Linked DNA regions of Homo sapiens: region 2 is linked to region 1. Evidence: chromatin contacts called from ENCODE Hi-C data. All regions are on one chromosome and are shown on one strand. The core of a region is the stretch at or near the end of the contact, and the rest is flanking DNA. Distances in the headings are between cores, read along the strand shown.

Region 1 (4,776 bases), core at 255-2,754:
TGGTAGGATAGATCCTAAGTGATGTGCTCCTTATAAAATTCTTTATACTTGGCTGGATATTCGAAAATTTTCATAATAAAATATGAGGGAAAATGACATTGGTAAGACACTGTACTTGTAAATTGTAAACACTGATAACACACTACATTTCATAAAATTGTAAGATGTTAAGTTTGGTGGCAGCACCAGGTATTTGCTCCTTGATGCTTCCAAACTACGCTGCACACACCTCTTACAGAATGGTTGCCTCTCCCAGCATACTATAAGTTCCTGGTGGGCACAGATCTAACCTAATTTGTATTTATATTCCTATTGCTTTGCATCATGTTTGGGGAATAATATGTATTCAACAATAGTGGCATGATTGAATTAAAGTGGAATACTGCTAACGAACAAAGTATTATATTTCTAGCAGATTCACTATTCTTTTCTTACATATTCTAAAGGTTAATACGCTCAATATCCAAGAGAAATGTGTCCTTACTTCTCTCCAAGCATACGAAATTTCCAAAGTTTTTTTAAAAAAACTACTCATTAGATAATTTTATATTGTTACTTAAACCCAAGATCTGAAGGCCTCCTAACATTCAATAACTTTTTAGTAGTTTTTTTTTTTTCCTAGAAGAGCAAAGTCTCAGAACTCCACGGAAGCCTGGAAATCGTTTTATTCTAATTTTAGATAAGCTGTCTGAACTAAGAGATCTCTGAACTGGTCAAAAGCAGGAAAGTGGGGGTCTGGGAAGAAGACAAAAACAAACGCCACATAAAACGTCATGGAGCAAACTAATCAAGAACTTTAGCAAGAAACGGAGAGAAAGTCTTAAGGAGGACACCCAGAACATCTCCAGCTCCTCCTGGCCCGTCTCCTCAACTCCTCTTAATTCCAGCCAGTCAGAGCGCGGGGCCATCTGCCACTCCCAGGATGCCACGCGACGGGAGCGGACGCTGCGAGGATGCACCTCCACACGTCAACCTCCCACAAACAGCATGGCTTCGTGGCGTGAGCACCCGGTTCGGACCTGAACGCCTGGGTCCGAGTCCCACCTCCCCCTCCTGCCTGGTCTGCAGCCCTGCGCAAGTCCTCTTGCCCTCGCTGAGCCTCAGTTTCCTCATCTGTAAAATGTAATGATTCCCTATAATTGGCTACAGGGAGATGAGAAGTGTAAATGGTTTTAAGGAAGACACAGGCAACTCTCTAACTTGTTACGGCTCTGAACCTCGCGGTGCTCACTAACCAGCCTTGAGACCAATCTCTCAAAGTCACCCCGCTCCTCCCTTCCCGCCCGGCGCCTGTACTGAGGCCGCTCCCTCCTGTTGGCCCCCATGCGGAAGGCGCGCGGCGCCGTCTGCCGTACCTGCAGCCACCTGGTCAGCGGGGCCCTCTTGCTGACCCACGACGAAGTCGTGCACGAGGCCCCATAGGGCACCCATAGGCGCCGCCGCCTCCACAGCCGCGGCAGCGGCCATAACGCGAACTAGAGACCGTGGGAGGGGATATGGGCGGTGGCTCGAGACGGGCTCTCCGCGCATGCGCCTCCCGAGCCAATCTCCGGGGAAGCGCAAGGGGGCGGGGCGCCGGGGTCACGTGCCTGCCGGCTTCTGCCTAGGCAGTTCCAGGGAGGGGCGGGGCCTGAAATGGGGCGGTGGCACCGAGAGGGAAGGCGGCTGCTGGGCACGCAGCCGGAGGCGATTGAGGGCGAATAATTCCCAGCCCGGCTCCCCGGGAGACGGGCTGCGGGGCGGGCACCTGGCTGGGTGGGGAGAGGGGCGGTACGCACCACGGGGGAAGCCAATGAGAAAATCAGGCCCAGCCCTAGGGGGCGGTGCTGTCGGTCACATGCGCACCTGGGGCGGGTGGTGGCGGCGGCGCGGGCACCGCGAGCCGGCGGAAGGGAGAGGGGCCGGCCTGGGGCGGGGTTAGGCAGGTGAGTGACAGGCTCCAGGGGGCCGGCCCCTGCCTGGTGCCCCGAGCGAGCCGGGAGTAGCTGCGGCGGTGCCCGCCCCCTCTCTCCGCCCCTCCAGCGGAGCTGGTCTCCGGCCGGGCACCGTCGCGGGCCCCCCTGGCCCGGCCACCTGGGACCGTGCTGGGGAGTCTGCCACTTCCCTCTCTCCCCTGGCCCGCAAAGTTTTGGCGGAGCCATCGCTGGGGCTGAGCGCGCCCCCGGGGGGAGATCGGGGAGCGCCCGATGCCGGGCGGCCGGAGCCATTGACCCGGGACGCCGCCGTCCGCTGAGCAGCCGACCACCCCGCCGCCTCCGGTGCATGGGGACTGGCTGAGGAGCCAGCATGGGCAACTGCGTGGGGAGACAGCGCCGGGAGAGGCCGGCAGCCCCGGGACACCCCCGCAAGCGAGCAGGTAACGATGGGGAAGGGAGCAGGGCCTCGGGCATCCCGCCAGTTGTCCCCCTCCTCGCCCGAGTCCTGGGCTTACCGATGGACTCCCCACTGGTGCTGGCGCTTGGGTTTCCCCGATGGGCTGCTCCGCAGCCAGAGGGGGCCGCTCCCCAGCGCCGGGCGGCCGGGGGAGCTGAGTTGGGGCAACTGCGAGCACTGAGCCGGCTGCGCGACCAACTCTCTCCAACTGGGTAGCTCCTGGTGGGGGTGGGGGCAGGAAATGTTTGCAGACCGCAGCGGGGCCGACGGATCGGGAGGAGGCCGGGGGCGAGGGCGCCGCTGGCCTGGCAGCTCCGGCCGGGGTCGGACGCCGGCCCGTCGGGGCACGGCGCGGGCAGCCAGGCGTCCCCAGAACTCGGAGCGAGCGAGGCGAGAACAGTCGCTCCTTCCAAAGACTGTGTCATTATCGAGCTGCAGATCGTGTCTGCGGGAATCCGACTTGCAAAGCAGCGCAGGACTCTGGGAAAGAAATCTTTATTTTTCCCGCAGGGGTTTTTAGAGCCTCTCGGCCGTCTGGGAGTCTATAAAAGATGGGGTGCGGGGTGAGAGTCACCCTTGGGATTGTTGGGATCCTTCCCAGCTTTGGGAGTGAGATCGCTCGCTGGTGATCCTCCAGGCCCGCGCAACGCTTTCTCACTTTCATGGTACACCCCGCCTGCCCTGGCATTTCGCCCCGGGAAGAGGTCTGTCGGTCATTTTTCTGGGTCTTACACTCACTTCCTTCTTTGAGGGTGTTGCAAGGACCCGCTGGGAATAATATCGTAGACTTGAGAGCTCAAACTTGTCTGGATTCCAGATGGACCCATCTCCTACTCTGTGTCAAAGCCCAGATCCTGAGAGGTTGAACACCTTGTCCAAAGTCACACAGCTAGTTAGGAGCTCACCTGGGGCTAGAACTCAGCCTCCTCTCCCACCCCATTGCCACATATCCCCTTATGTAAGAGGAGCCACAGGCAGAGTTGTTAATGAAGTGGAAACTCTAGTTGGAGTTTCCTGTCTCCCTTGACACCGAAGGTGTGTTGCTTGGGTTGCGGAAACTGGGAAGGAAGATGGGGGAACCAGGGGAAGCAGGGAAGGATGTCTGCATGGTGGACAGGATGACTTGTGGAGGCAGAAATGTGTTTTTATGGGAAGGATGCAGTAAAACTTATTGAAATTCTCTTGTCTGAAGGTAACTCTGGCCATTCTTCTGGCTGAGGAGAGATGACTCTCAAAACCAAGGGCTGGCTTGCTTTCATTCATTCATTTGTTCAACAAATATGTGTTCAGGCCCCATAATTGATTTTGCAGCATTTTTTGCTGTTGACAACTCTCTCCTACGAGACATTCCCCCCCTTCCTTTCTTGGCATCAGACTGTCTTGGTTTTCCTTTCTGAACACCCCTTTCCACCATCACCTTCTAGCTTGGGGGCACGCTGGTGCTTAAGTTTGACATTCTGTTTTTTCTCTCATTACACTCTCTCCCAGAGAAATCTTGTTCAGTCCCACAACTCTTTGTCCATTGGGAATACCCCTATGCTTAAACTTCAGCTCTTCTCTCTTGAACCCCAGAACCCCATCTCTAGATGCCCACTGGACACTGTGATATAGATATTCCCAGATTTAACACCTCCAAAACCAGGCTCTGCATCGCTCCCTGTCCACCAGCTTTCCTTCTTTACTCTTATGTTCTTCCAGCTGCCTAACTTTAGGCTGTGAAGAGCTCTTTCTCTCATGACTTTCTCTGCTTCCTTGTCGCCTGCCTCTCAGCCAGTCATTGGGGTCTGCTGGGTCTTCCTTCCGCGGGACTTGCAAACCTGCCCCTTGCCACCCTACTTTGTACCCTTCTCACCTCAAGTCAACCCTTGTCTCAGGCTGAAGTGAGGTACCCCCCAAAGGCAACTTCATCTTCAGTCATCATTCAGTCCTACACACAGTTGTCCCCACAGAAGACATTTGTTAAATTAACTTCTTCCAGATTTTATAGTTCTGTGTTCAGAATGTTTCTGTACTTGGCCAGGCGTGGTGGCTCATGCCTGTAATCCCAGCACTTTGGGAGGCCAAGGCAGGTGGATCACCTGAGATCAGGAGTTCGAGACCAGCCTGGCCAACATGGCAAAACCCTGTCTCTACTAAAAATACAAAACTTAGCCAGGCATGGTGGTGGCAGGCGCCTGTAATCCCAGCTACTCAGGAGGCTGAGGCAGGGAGATTGCTTGAACTGGAAGTTTCGCAGAGGTTGTAGTGAGCTGAGATTGCGCCACTGCACTCCAGCCTGGGTGACAGAGCGAGACTCTGTCTCAAAAAAAAACAAAACAACAGCAACAACAACAACAAAACACCTTTCTGCATTTTCCCACTCCTACAAGTACTTTAACTTTCAAGGCTGTTCAAGTGTGGGCC
Region 2 (4,877 bases), core at 1,556-4,055, 370 kb after region 1:
TGTGTATGAGTGTGTGTGTATGCAGGTGAGTGCATGTGTGTGTGAGTGTGTTTGTGTGTTCCCCTTGGCTGCCAGGCCAACGACTGCTTCTCTGCATCCTGCTGTCTTCGCTACCTGAGGGTCTGTGACTTCTTCCCTGTGTGGGTCCAGCCTGACCCCCTGTAAGTAAATGTCCAAAAGCCCCTTGCCCCTCCCCTAGGGCTACCAGGGAACATACTCTACTGCATATGTTCTAGTGGAAGAGAAGCCGGGGTTCTAGGAAAGAAGAGCCAAACTTTGGTGGCCTTTGGTGCCCCCTCTCAGCTCCCCATGACAAGACAACGGGGCTGCAGACACTGTGTGTTCAGCCTGCCCAGGGGCTGGGGCTCTTTAAGGCTTTGTAGGTGAGGTTTCCATGGACCTTCAAAGGTGCCAGCAGCCTGCAGGGGAAAGGCAAACTCCCTCCTTGCAAGGAAAGGAGATGTCCAGCCAATGATGCCCGGCTTCTGAGGCCCAGAGGAGCAGGTGGGATGGGAGCAGCCCCTGGGGCTGGTGTCCCGAAGATGAAATGAAGGGGGCTGCCTATCTCAGTTGGCGGGAGGTGTTAGAAGTGGATGTGCAAGACCAGCCACTGGAGGTAGCTCTCTGGAGTCAAAGAGAGGCCTGCTTTTCTACCAGACATGGGAGCAGCATGTAGGATACAAGGGCCTACCCAGAGACCAGAGAGAGTCAGCCTAGTCCTTGCAGCCTCAGGAAGTCCTCGGCCCAAGTGAGTCCTGGTCCAAGGATCCCCCTGGAGAGCCGCAGTTCAGTGGGCTCCACCGCAGCCCCTGGCCACGGCCTATGCCCTCCCTGGGCCCCTGTGGGGCTGGGCATTGTGTCTGACCTGTGCATCTCCCATGGGAGGGCTGGGCACAGGCAGTGCTATGGCCTTTTTTTTTTTTTTCTTTTTCCAATAAAAGAACTTGCCCAGCGTGAAGCTCTGTGATGCTTTCTCTGCCCCGTGACGATGGAGGGTCAGTTCTATGCTCCAGGACCACATGAGGGGATACTCAGCTGCCTGAACTGGACCTGACATGGGGAGCAGGATGAACTCTGTCTTCTTGGAGCTTGCAGTCTACTGAAGAGGCAGACACCTCAGCATCTCTAATCTGGAATCTTTGGGGCACTTGTAGCCTTGGGTGGGGGAACAGGTTGGACTGAAAGCGAGGCCAAAAGTAATCAATTAATGATATCAATAAATCCTCATTTCTTGAGCTCTTCCCCTGGGTTGGGTCCTGTTGGGAGCTGGATCACACAGGTCACTCAGTACTGAAGATGAGAAAGTAGCTGGATGATCACTTCTCGGCCTTTTGGCCAAGATCAAATATGGAGAAAGTAGCTGGATGTTGGAACCTAGCAGAGTTGTGTCTTGAATTTTATAATTTATTGAGCACCTACTATGTGCCAGATACTTTGCTGAAACCATATGTTAGAGCTGGCAGGGGATTTAAAGATCACTTGAATCCTGTCACAGAGGTCCAGAGAGGGTGGGTGACTTGCCCTAGGCCACACAGCTGGTTGATGATAACAGGGCCCAAGCTTGGAACCCAGGTCTCCTGACTCAGTGCCCACTCTGTTACCACAGGGATGGCACCCAGATGGGAAGCTGCCTGAGGCTGCAGGGAGGCTGGGATCACAAACTCAGGCCTGTTCCCAGAGAGGGGCTCATCAGACTGTGGGGACAACGGCTCCAGCCTCTTAGGTGGGGGCTGGGCAGTCCCCTCTGGGTGGTTCTCATGTTTGTTGTCACTGCCGCTAAGGGCTGCAGTGAGCTGTGTGCAGCCTGGACTCACTCCCTCTGCTGGAACCTGGGCCGTGTGTGGGTTGCCACAAGTGAGCGTGTTCTCTAATATGAGGGCAGGTTCATTCTGTTTTGGGATAGGAAGTTTGTTCTACCCCGAGGCCAGATTTGAATCCAAACTCAGCTCTTCTAGAGATGAGGTCCTGGGGAGGGGGTGAGGATTTACTAAACGGGTAAAACCAAATCTGGGTGCTTATCTGACTGAGAGGCATTCAACCCTTCCATTTTCAAATGGTAATCATAATAATAATAGTAGCTGACGTTTATTTAGCACTTCCTATGTGCCAGGCACTAGGCTAAGACTCTACATAATTAGTCATTCAATTCTCACAGCAACCCTCTATGGCATGGATTCTTATTTCCCATTTTACATATGGGGAAACTGAGGCTCATGGACGTTAAGTAACTGGGAAATTGCAGATCTTGGCTTTGAATCTAGGCAATCTGACTCCAAACTGCAAGGAAGAAGACAGATCCAGCCTCAGAGGCCGCTTAACAGCTTGAGGGCCTCAGCCGTCCTGGGATTAGGATCAGGCAGATTCCCAGGGAAGGACTTGGAGCCATGCCTGGGTTTTGAGGCCGGGCTGGCACCTCCACTTCCAGGGCATCACGGGAGGGTGCATGGGCTGTGCTCGCAGGCATGCGGGACCCAGAGGCAGCCCGGTGAAGGGTAGTGGGGGACTCGACTCACTGTGGGCCTGGGGAGGTGTGGTTTCTCTCTGCTGGCTTAGTTACAGGTGGTGGCCTGTCTCTCCGGGGTCTGGCTGTAGCCATGTCCCTGCACCCACCTTGCCAGCCAGGGACAGGCCCCATCAAGACCCAGGAGCAGCTCCAGCCTCAGCCAGACTGTCCCCGAGGTCCCAAGTGAGGCCCCAGCCACTCAGGCATGCCTCAGGAAGCTCCTGCTGCACATGCTCCTCTCCCTGCGCCAGCACCCTGCTGTCTGGCTTCCTTCCTTTGGCCACAGGGCGGGTGTGTGTGAAACCACAGGGTTTACAGAAGCTCGAGGTGCCACTGAGTGGCAGGATTATGCACTGCACTCGGGGAATCAAAGGTGGAGACAGAAAGAACTATGGCTGTTGTGACACGTCCCCCACGGCTCCCCGGTTGGCAGCCACTGCCACCCGCAGGGACTTTTCTGTGGCTTCCAGAGGTGTGGGGCAAAGGTGGAGTCTGGTGACTTTCTCCCTAGGGCCAGCCCCTGGGCTGTCGAGCCTGGGAAACTCCACATCCCTCTCCACACCTCTAGAAGGACTCACAATGAGGGGGGCCCAGACAGGAGGCATCACCACCTGGTTTGGGCTTTACCATTCACCCAGGGATAAGGCAAGGCAAACACCACTCCACATCAGATCTGAATTTGAGCTCTGGCTTCATGACACTGACACATGAAGACTCTTGGAGCCTCAGATTCCCCAGTTGTTAAATAGGGAGACTAATATCTCACAGAGTTGTTTAGACCCGAGGCGTTCAACCTTGGTGGCAATGGATGTCAACTGGAAGCATGAAAAATCACCAATGCCTGATCCTATCCTCAGAGATTCTGATTTAATTGTTTTGGGGGACAGCTTGGGCATCAGGATTTTAAAGAGTTTCCCTGGTGATTTTAATGTGAAGGTAAGGCTGAGAATCCCTGGTTTTGACAGTACCTATAGCCTATAAGCCTTTAATACACCTCTGAAAATGCCTGAGACCTGAATAAGAAGTTTATGGTTCCACAGAAGCAGCCAGACACAAAAATGCATATGCACCATGTGATTCCCCTTATATGAAACTGAAAGACAGGCCAAACTCGCCTTTGATTGGGAGTCAGGATCAAGATTACCCTGGGTCGGGGGTAGCGAATGGATGGGGACCTGGGGGGCTTCTGGGAGCTCAGGATGTTCTGTTTCTTGATCAGAGTGCCAGTTACACGGGGTGCTCACTTCATGAGAATTCACTGAGCTGTATACTTAAGAGCTGTGTATTTGTCTGTACTGGTGATATATTTCAATAAAATTCACCAGAAAAGCCTGTTGGCTACAAAATAGGAAAAGAAAGGACACACTTGAAATTAACGTTTTGTTAAATATCTGGAAATGTAACACATATGCCAAACAGACAACTGCAACTCTATGTTACGTGTGTGTGTGTGTGTGTGTGTGAAAATGTAATGTCTGCTCTGCTGTGGGTGGGCCCTCTAAAAGGGAAGGTCCCTGATGCCTAAGAAAATCTGAAAACAGCCCAGGTTCACACCAGGAGTTCTTAACCTCGACCCGACTGCATTCAGGTGCATATTATGTGCCGTTATCTGAGGAGAGCATCTACAGCTTTCAGCAGATTCTCAAAGGGGTATGCAACCCCCTAAAAAGGTTAAGAACAATTGGTTTTGAGGAGTCAGTAAGAAACTGGCCATGAATGTGCTTGGCATGAAAGAGATGCTTGGTAATGTCGGTTTCTTTCCTTCCTTTCAGAGCCCAGCCTTCGGAGGTTTCCGCATGAGCCTTCTCGGGCGACTTCTAGGAGGATTTATTCCCCTGGCAGTGCCAAGGGCAGCCTGCACCAAGCTCACAACTCTTCCTCCAAGAGGATGTTCAAAGGGCCTGTCATTTCAGCATCTGCTGGACAGCAGAACTTCGCATGCAGGATCCTGGAGCTGCGTCGGGTTTTGAATCAGGGACAATGGAGGAAGTGGGAAACTGTGAAGAGAGTCAGAGGGCTGTGCCAGCTGCCCCCTTTCCCACCCCCAGCAATTCACTTAACTTTCCTGAGTCTCACCTTTGTCATTATGAGAATGTGTATATTTATAAATAATCATCTGTTTCTCCAATGTAAGATATTGTTATTGCAGAAGTGATACTAGGACCTCGTTATACGATGGCCTCATGATGTAGATTTATAGCAGGCTTCAGATTCTGGCATAGAATAAACAGATATTTATCCAAGGGTTCACTGATTCCCGAATAAATGCCAGGAACATTCATGTACATTATTATTCCATTTAATTCTCGAACACTGGGGTGTTGAAATCTTATTTTACAGATGAGGAAACTGACGTTCTAGGTGGTTAGGTAGC

The links. Hi-C counts contacts between places; a loop is a spot of excess contacts on that map. Pooled maps may share reads with other maps.
Region 2: a pooled map shows a loop between it and region 1 (3-fold over the local background). The contact joins the enhancer-like site here to the promoter of MMS19 in region 1. A Hi-C loop is called at or near these places in 5 of 50 pooled maps.

Annotation. Positions count from the first base shown.
Region 1 is chr10:97,496,918-97,501,693 of GRCh38, forward strand. It overlaps MMS19 (MMS19 cytosolic iron-sulfur assembly component), which reads right to left and starts at 1,505. Exons shown (of 31, transcript NM_022362.5): 1 at 1,356-1,505. The coding sequence starts at 1,467. UBTD1 (ubiquitin domain containing 1) reads left to right here and starts at 2,007. Exons shown (of 3, transcript NM_024954.5): 1 at 2,007-2,356. The coding sequence starts at 2,287. RefSeq lists enhancers at 630-1,160, 837-886, 1,247-1,416 and silencers at 1,657-2,416, 2,427-2,626.
Region 2 is chr10:97,866,791-97,871,667 of GRCh38, forward strand. GOLGA7B (golgin A7 family member B) reads left to right here. Exons shown (of 5, transcript NM_001010917.3): 5 at 1-4,788. All of the region lies in intron 14 of CRTAC1 (cartilage acidic protein 1), which reads right to left. Among named protein-coding and RNA genes, the nearest start is that of MIR3085, 6.7 kb to the right of the region's middle. Within about 2 kb of position 2,806, at least 6 of the 41 ENCODE cell types and tissues checked have a DNase peak (open chromatin) inside an H3K27ac peak, as active enhancers do.